2 separate regions of the Homo sapiens genome follow, and region 1 is linked to region 2. Evidence: chromatin contacts called from ENCODE Hi-C or POLR2A ChIA-PET data. All regions are on one chromosome and are shown on one strand. Each heading gives the region's core, a stretch centred on a gene start or an enhancer-like site at or near the end of the contact. The rest is flanking DNA. Distances are from core to core; before and after follow the strand shown. Region 1 has its middle 56 kb from the start of RRAS2. Region 2 has its middle 88 kb from the start of RRAS2.

Evidence for each region. A loop is a pair of places that touch in the nucleus more often than their neighbours do. ChIA-PET counts read pairs that join two places held with the same protein, here RNA polymerase II (POLR2A). Pooled maps may share reads with other maps.
Region 1: a pooled map shows a loop between it and region 2 (5-fold over the local background). The contact joins two enhancer-like sites. A Hi-C loop is called at or near these places in 7 of 50 pooled maps. POLR2A ChIA-PET finds 5 or more read pairs at or near these places in 8 of 52 experiments (BJ, GM12878, H1 and 4 more).

What each region holds. Positions count from the first base shown.
Region 1 is chr11:14,413,670-14,417,190 of GRCh38, reverse strand. No RefSeq gene overlaps it. Among named protein-coding and RNA genes, the nearest start is that of RRAS2, 56 kb to the right of the region's middle. Within about 2 kb of position 1,855, at least 5 of the 41 ENCODE cell types and tissues checked have a DNase peak (open chromatin) inside an H3K27ac peak, as active enhancers do.
Region 2 is chr11:14,269,187-14,272,695 of GRCh38, reverse strand. No RefSeq gene overlaps it. Among named protein-coding and RNA genes, the nearest start is that of RRAS2, 88 kb to the left of the region's middle. Within about 2 kb of position 1,280, at least 5 of the 41 ENCODE cell types and tissues checked have a DNase peak (open chromatin) inside an H3K27ac peak, as active enhancers do.

The sequences.
Region 1 (3,521 bases), core at 606-3,105, 140 kb before region 2:
CAGCATTAGTTTTATCTAAAGTTTTATCACCACCTGACATGTCATACTTTTAGCTTTACTTGTTTATTATGTCTTCTCCCTCTAAAATATAAATTACATGAGAGTAGAGGTTTGGAGTTGTTCAGTTTTGTACTTCTAATGTCTAGAAGAGTCCTGGCCCACAGTATGCACAACATAACAATTTGTTGAGTGAATAAAGTCTTCTAATCAGAGCCAGACTCCTTGGATCATCTCAGAGGTTGTCACCCAGCTATGGGGCCTGGGAATGGTCTCTGCTTTCACAGCTTCGTTTCTCCTCTTTCTGCTCTGTCTCTCTATCTATTTGCCCCTTGTCTATTCCTCAGTCTCTCTAATATCCATCTGCTGAGTAGGCTCATATTTGTCATTTTGCTTTCTTCCTACACAGCATTGATTGCAAATCTTTTTCTTCTCCCTTTTCATGCTGACTACCTCTTATTCTCTACATGCAAAATATTAAATATTTTGTGTTCAAATAAAGCTAAAAGAGCTGAGTGACCCTTATATCCTGCAAATATTTAAGACAGGACATCTCATTTTTTTGAGAACTTCATTTATGTTTTTACATACGTGTTTGAGAAATCCATACGGAGTGTATTACTGTAGGTGCTTCCATGTCTACCATTCCATGGCTTCCCGGATTTGTATCCTCTTTTTTTTTTTTTTTTTGAAACAGGGTCTCACTCTGTCACCCAGGCTGAGTGCAGATGTGTGATCATGGCTCACTGCAGCCTCGACCTCCCTGGCTCAAGTGATCCTCCCACCTCAGCCTCCTGAGTAGCTGGGACTACAGGCCCACACCACCACACCCGGCTAATTTTTTATTTTTTGTAGAGATGGAGTCTTGCTGTGTTGCCAAGGCTAGTCTAAAACTCCTGGGCATAAGTGACCCTTCCACCTTGGCCTCCCAAAGAGCTGAGATTATAGATGTGAGCCACTGTGCCTGGCCCTGGGTTTGTAACCTCTTTGAAGTCCTCTTTAGTATGAATATTTTTAAATTTTAAGAGAAAAGCCTCTGCTTTCTCCCATACCACTCCCACCCTAAAATCTGTCTGCCTCTAGTAAGGGACATGTAAGAAGGCATTGTTTTCTTATGTGATATTTTCTGACTGTAGGACTGGACAAAGGAACAATGATAAAAATAACAATAGAAAATATGTATTTGTCTAGCACTTTACAATAAACTGTTACCATTGTTCTTTTCTTAATTATAAAATTCATATGAGCTTACAAAATATTACTTTTTTTTTTTTTTTTTTTTTTTTTTTTAGCAAGGCTCTGTCTCCCAGGCCAGAGTGCAGTGGCACAGTTTGGGATCACTGCAACCTCTGCCTCATTGGTTCAAGCGATTCTCCTGCCTCAGCCTTCCAAGTAGCTGGAACTGTAGGAGTACGCCACTACGCCCGGCTAATTTTTGTATTTTTAGTAGAGATGGGGTTTCACCACGTTGCCCAGGCTTGTCTCAAACTCCTGACCTTAAGTGATCCTCCTGCCTCAGGTTCCCAAAGTGCTGGGATTACAGGTGTGAGCCACTGCACCTAGCCTACAATTTTTTTTAGTGGGATCGCATTGCACCATGGTGTTATTGGGCTTTCAGAGACTGAGAGAGGTTATCTAATAGATATGGCTAGGAGGTGGAAGAGCCAGAACTAGAACCTGGGCCCTGTCATCCCAAAGCCTTTGCTCTTCTCAGTGCCCCCGTTCCAGGCATTCAACTTGGCCTTCGCCTCCCTCTCTGATGATGTGAACGTGTAAGTGGGTGTTAGTTGTTAGGCTTACTTGATGACTCAGAACAGCTGCCTTCCCCTCTGAGGTCGGGGGTAACCCCAGGTAGGTACTGCCCACCCAGGAGCCTGTGGCTTCCTGCCTTCTTCAGTTCAAGGGTTTATCAGATAAGGCGGAGCCTTAAAATGCTCATATTTCCCAGAACACATAGTTTGATTTGACAAGCACAGGCTGCAAAGACTGACCAGAGGACAGGGAGTGTGTGGTCATGGGTAAATAGCAGTGGAGACTGGAAGAGTCCAGGGCTAACAGCCTCTTCCTCCAGTCCAGCATCTGTACCCCCAGGGCCTCAGTATCTATAACTAGTGAGCCTATGTCCCCAGATAGGGGTCCCTCCTCCACCAGAAAGTGAACTTTAGAAAGCCAGATGGTCTCAGCCCTCACAGGCTTCCAGGAAACCTCAACAATTCTAAGAAGACCCCATTTCCTGCTTCACACCCAGAGCCTGAGTCTTTGGTGGGGAAAGGGAGGGAAGCCTGTGCCACCCCCTGCTCCCTCCACCTCCGATCCTTGCCCTAGGCAACCCCTCTGTTTGAACAACTTCTCATAGAGACAGCACATCTCTATGGGGTGTTGAGAGGGGGCCTCCCAGCTTATCCAGACTCTAGGATCCCCCTCTTCTCTGGGATACCTTTCACACCCATGTCTCCTAACCCAGATCCTTCTGTTACTCCCGAGCTAAAGACAGGCCCTAGAGGTGAGCCAAAGCAACTGACAGCCCTAAAGGCATTTCAATGTGGTTATGACATTTAATAAATCAATGTTTCCCCGTATGGAAGTCATATAGCATTGGTAGGACAGAAAATAATTTTAAGTTTCCACATGAATATCAGCATTAAAGAATATTTAATTACCCCCTTTTTCATTCCTTTTCAATACTTTTGATTATATCAAGAAGAATGTCTCCATTAGGTGCTAGTAGTTCTTTAACATCCCTCTGATACCAGTAAGACTCACCATGAAGAAAAGAAGAGAGGGCATAAATAAATAATATTAAAAATAAAAACAGGATTATAGCAAGCACTTTCTATATAATGTTTTAAAAGATAACCTTTCAAAAGCAACAACATTGTTTACGTGTAGAAATAAATCTCATAAAAGATGTACGCCTAGTCTTTATCAAGAAAATTATATAATTTTAATGAAAACTATAAAGTAAAACCTAAACAAATAAGATCCAGCATGGATGGGAAGAAAACTCAATATGATAAAGATGTCAGTTCTTCCAAATTATTCTAGAAATTTAATGCAATCCCAATCAATATTCTGAATGTGTGTGTGTGTGTGTGTGTGTGTGTGTGTGTGTGTGTGTTTAATTTTTCTAGCTGATTCTAAAACTTATTTGGAAGACCAAACAGAGCTGCTATTTTATATTTTATATAGGGTGGCCTGGGAAGGCCCTTCTGAGGAATGATGTGTGAGGAATGAAGCATTCTAGGTAGGTTGAGCCAAGGCTTTGAGGTAGCAGCTTGCTTGGAATGTTCCAAGAATACGAGGTCAGTGTGGCTGACTGAATGAATGGCAGAAATGAGGTCAGAGAAGTAGCCAGGGGCCAGATGACATGGGGCCTTGTGGACTGCGGTAAGAGCTCCGAAATTTACTCTGTAATGGGAGGCTGTTTGATTTTTTGAGCAAAGAGTGATCCAATTTAATTTGAACATTAAAAATGTTTGAAAGAGCTGAAAATATTAAGTAAGCCTCTGTGTGGGCGGTATGGA
Region 2 (3,509 bases), core at 31-2,530:
TGTTTTTTTTTTTTTTTTTTTTTTGTGCATGGCAGTAATAGGCATTCTGGGGAAATGGATAAATGTGGAGATTTTCCTTTTTTTTCAAATTACTCAGAGTCTAGTGCAGGAAGTTTTAGAGTGATAAAAACAAATGCTGGGACCCACTTTCAAGGCAGAGTAGGAAAAGCATTCAAAAAGTGTTGTCCAGCAGAAGGGATTGTAGCATATATTTCTCCTGGAAAATCTGAGGGAACTTCTTAATTAGAATTGGTGTTTAAGCTGGAGCTCGATGGATTGGTAGGATTTGAGATGGAGAGGAGAGAAGAGTGAGGGTGGAAAGATGAGAAAGGCCCAGAGTTGGCAGAATGCAGGGTGTATTCTGGACTGGAACCTTGGCCTAAAAAGATTCTACATGCAATGGGAAAAAAATATGATAAAATAGACTGGGATCAGGTTGTGGAGGGCTTTAAATAGGATGGCCCTTCTGTGTATAATGGGAAACTGCCAAGGATTCTGAACAGGAGGTGCCTGGATCTAATCTAGTGGTAGCATAATGGCAGAGAAGTGCAAATTTGGTGGTCAGATAGAGGTTGTTGGAATCATGGAATCTGTTCTCTTAGTATTATAAACTCAGTGAGGGCAGAATCACGTCTGTTGTGTTTATATTGCCTGGCATGTGCTGAAAAGCCATTTGATGAATGGATGATTTCAGAAAGAGAGACAATGAAGACCTGAACTGCAGTGACATGGGGAGAAGGAGACTGAACACTGGAGGGATATCCAAGTGATGTTTGAGTCTCCAAAATACTGTCTGGATGACCAGGAAGGTGGTGGTGCTATTAATTAAAATAAGGAGTATAGGCAACTCTCTAGTGATAGAAATTTATGTGACAATCCCATACAGGGTTAGTCCAGGAGGCATTTGGGAATGGGGAATGGGAATTGGAGGTCAAAAGAGGCTGCTCGGACTAGGAATGCAGATTTGAAATTTGTCTCTTTTGAGCTTAGTGATTGAGGAGATAAGAATGGGTAATATCCTCCAGGAAGAGAGTGTTTGAGGAGAGGGTCCAAGGGTAAAACTTTGGGGAAAACAAACATGGGAGGTAGAAGATGAAGAGGCAGCAAAAAGCCAAGAGAAGTAGCCAGAAACTGGAGAGAACCACGAGGCTGTTTTGTGAAGGAAGCCACGGAGGTGGTGGAAAGCATTGAGTGCTGTGCAGAGGATGGGGGAGTGAGAGGCTGCACTGGTCTTGTGCGGTTGCTGATGACTTCCTTAGATTTATTTCAGTCTTCTGGTTGTGGAAACCAGATGATAGTGAGTTGAGGTGTGATTGGAGGCTAAGGATGTGGAGGAAGTAAGTGTGGGCTATTTTGAGAAATTCTGTGGCAAAAGCAGGGCAAGATGGGGAAGTTATCTTGTTTTACAGGGTAGGAGGTTAGAGGAATAAGAATAAGCCACTGCAAGTTACTTAATCACAGATAGGGAGGTATGCAGATCTGGAACTATGTATTCACACCTGGATCCTTCAGCGTTTGAGAAATTTAGAAACCTAGTTCGCAGACTCTAGCACATGCCTCTCTGATGGGGGAGAGTGGCACAGTGCAGCTTCTCAAGACTTATCTGCATTGGAGGGCCAGGTTAAAAGATTGTTAGTCTCCAGTGTTGTGGACTGATACTTTTCTAAATGTTATAAAAAATGAATTATTTGGAAAATAATCATTCTCCTGTATATCATGGCAGTGTCAAATTAAGAGTTTCTAAACACTTGCTTTCAGTTTCTTTATCTCATTTGTGGATCTTATCAGGCTGCAGGTCTTGATTTGGGCAGCACTAGTGTAGTGGGGAAGGGAGCAGGAGAGTCGAGTGTTTTTCACAGGTGGCGCTTTTGACTTCCTCTGTAGGCTAGTGATTCCAGGTTAGAACCACTGAGTAACAGTTACATTCCAACACTAGAAAAAGAGGGACTATGTTTATACCAACTCCAGGTGTTGGAGTCAGTAGACTTGAATAAGATGTTTTCACCCTTTTCCCTTCTGTGAATACTTACAGATTATTTGAGGTAAAGAAAAATTGCTTAAACATGCAACTGCTTAAAATATGAGAACTATTACCAATCAGTTATAAAGACTAGGAGTATTTAGAACAGTATGAGAAAATGTTAATGAGTGCTATCTTATGTTAAGACATTATGAATATTATGAATGTTAAGTGAAGACAAATTTCATTTTGCTCTGATAACTGTAAAATTATGCATGCATATTTTATTTGTCATGACATTTTCAGTTATAAGTGACAGAAATGCAACCCAAACCAGCTTCACACAGTGCATGCATTTACTTATTTATGAAGTGAGGGTTGGGTGGAGTGCAGTTGGCTTTCAATGAGTCCTACAACAGGATACCATCAAGACCCACGTGTAAGAATTGTCTAAATTGTGGAGGTGGAGTAGAGGTGTCTGCTAGTAGGAGAGAGTTTGTGTCGAAGCCTAAGGCCAGAAAAGGTAAAATAACTGGCCCCAACCCTCATGGGTACTCAGGTGCAGCAGTGGTTTGAACCTAGGTCCGTGGTACTGAACCATGACACAGCCTCTGCTCTCCACCCTACAGAGCATGTGAAGCCTTCTGAACCAACAGGGTTTCTAAAGCAGGATGTCATTATTTAAATTTGACATTTTAGTGTAGATCTTTTGCTTTCAGATTTCAAAGGATGTAAATTGAAGAATTAGCTTCATGCTAATTAGCATTCGGCTGCTATTTATAATTTGTTACTGCATCTCATTTTCAAAAGGGATTTATTTTTATTCATTCTCCCTACATTGGGCAATATGAAGAACAACATGAATCATTCTCTTATTAAAATTGATAGCATCACATAACAAAATAGAGGAAATGACTGTGTCTTCCTTGAGTCTATGTTATAATTAAGGATTAAACATTAATGTTTAGTTTTTTTTGTTTGTTTGTTTGAACAACAGAGTCTATCGTTAGGGAATAAATATTTAGCTCCTTTGTAGCTGAACTTCCAAAGCTGAGCTCTTTTAATGGTCAGATTCCATTATAAGCTGAGGAGAGGCCTTTCTACAGGTCTTGAGCTTTCTGATTTTTTTTGAGACAGAGTCTTACTATGTCATTCAGGCTGGAGTGCAGTGGTATGAACATGGCCCACAGCAGACTACCTCCTGGGTTCAGGTGATTCTCTCATCTCAGCTTTCAGTGTAGTTGGGACTATAGGCACGCACCACCATGCTGGCTTTTTTTTTTTTTTTTGGAGACAGTCTCTCTGTTGCCCAGGCTTGAGTGCGGTGGTGCGACCTCGGCTCACTGCAACTTCTGCCTCCCTGGTTCAAGTGATTCTCCTGCCTCAGCCTCCTGAGTAGCTGGGACTACAGTCGCACACCACCATGCTCAGCTAATTTTTGTATTTTTAGTAGAGACGGGGTTTCACCATGTTGGCCAGGGAAGTCTCAAACTCCTGACCTCAGATAATCCACCTGTCTCCGCCTCCCAAAGTCTGCTGGGATTACAGG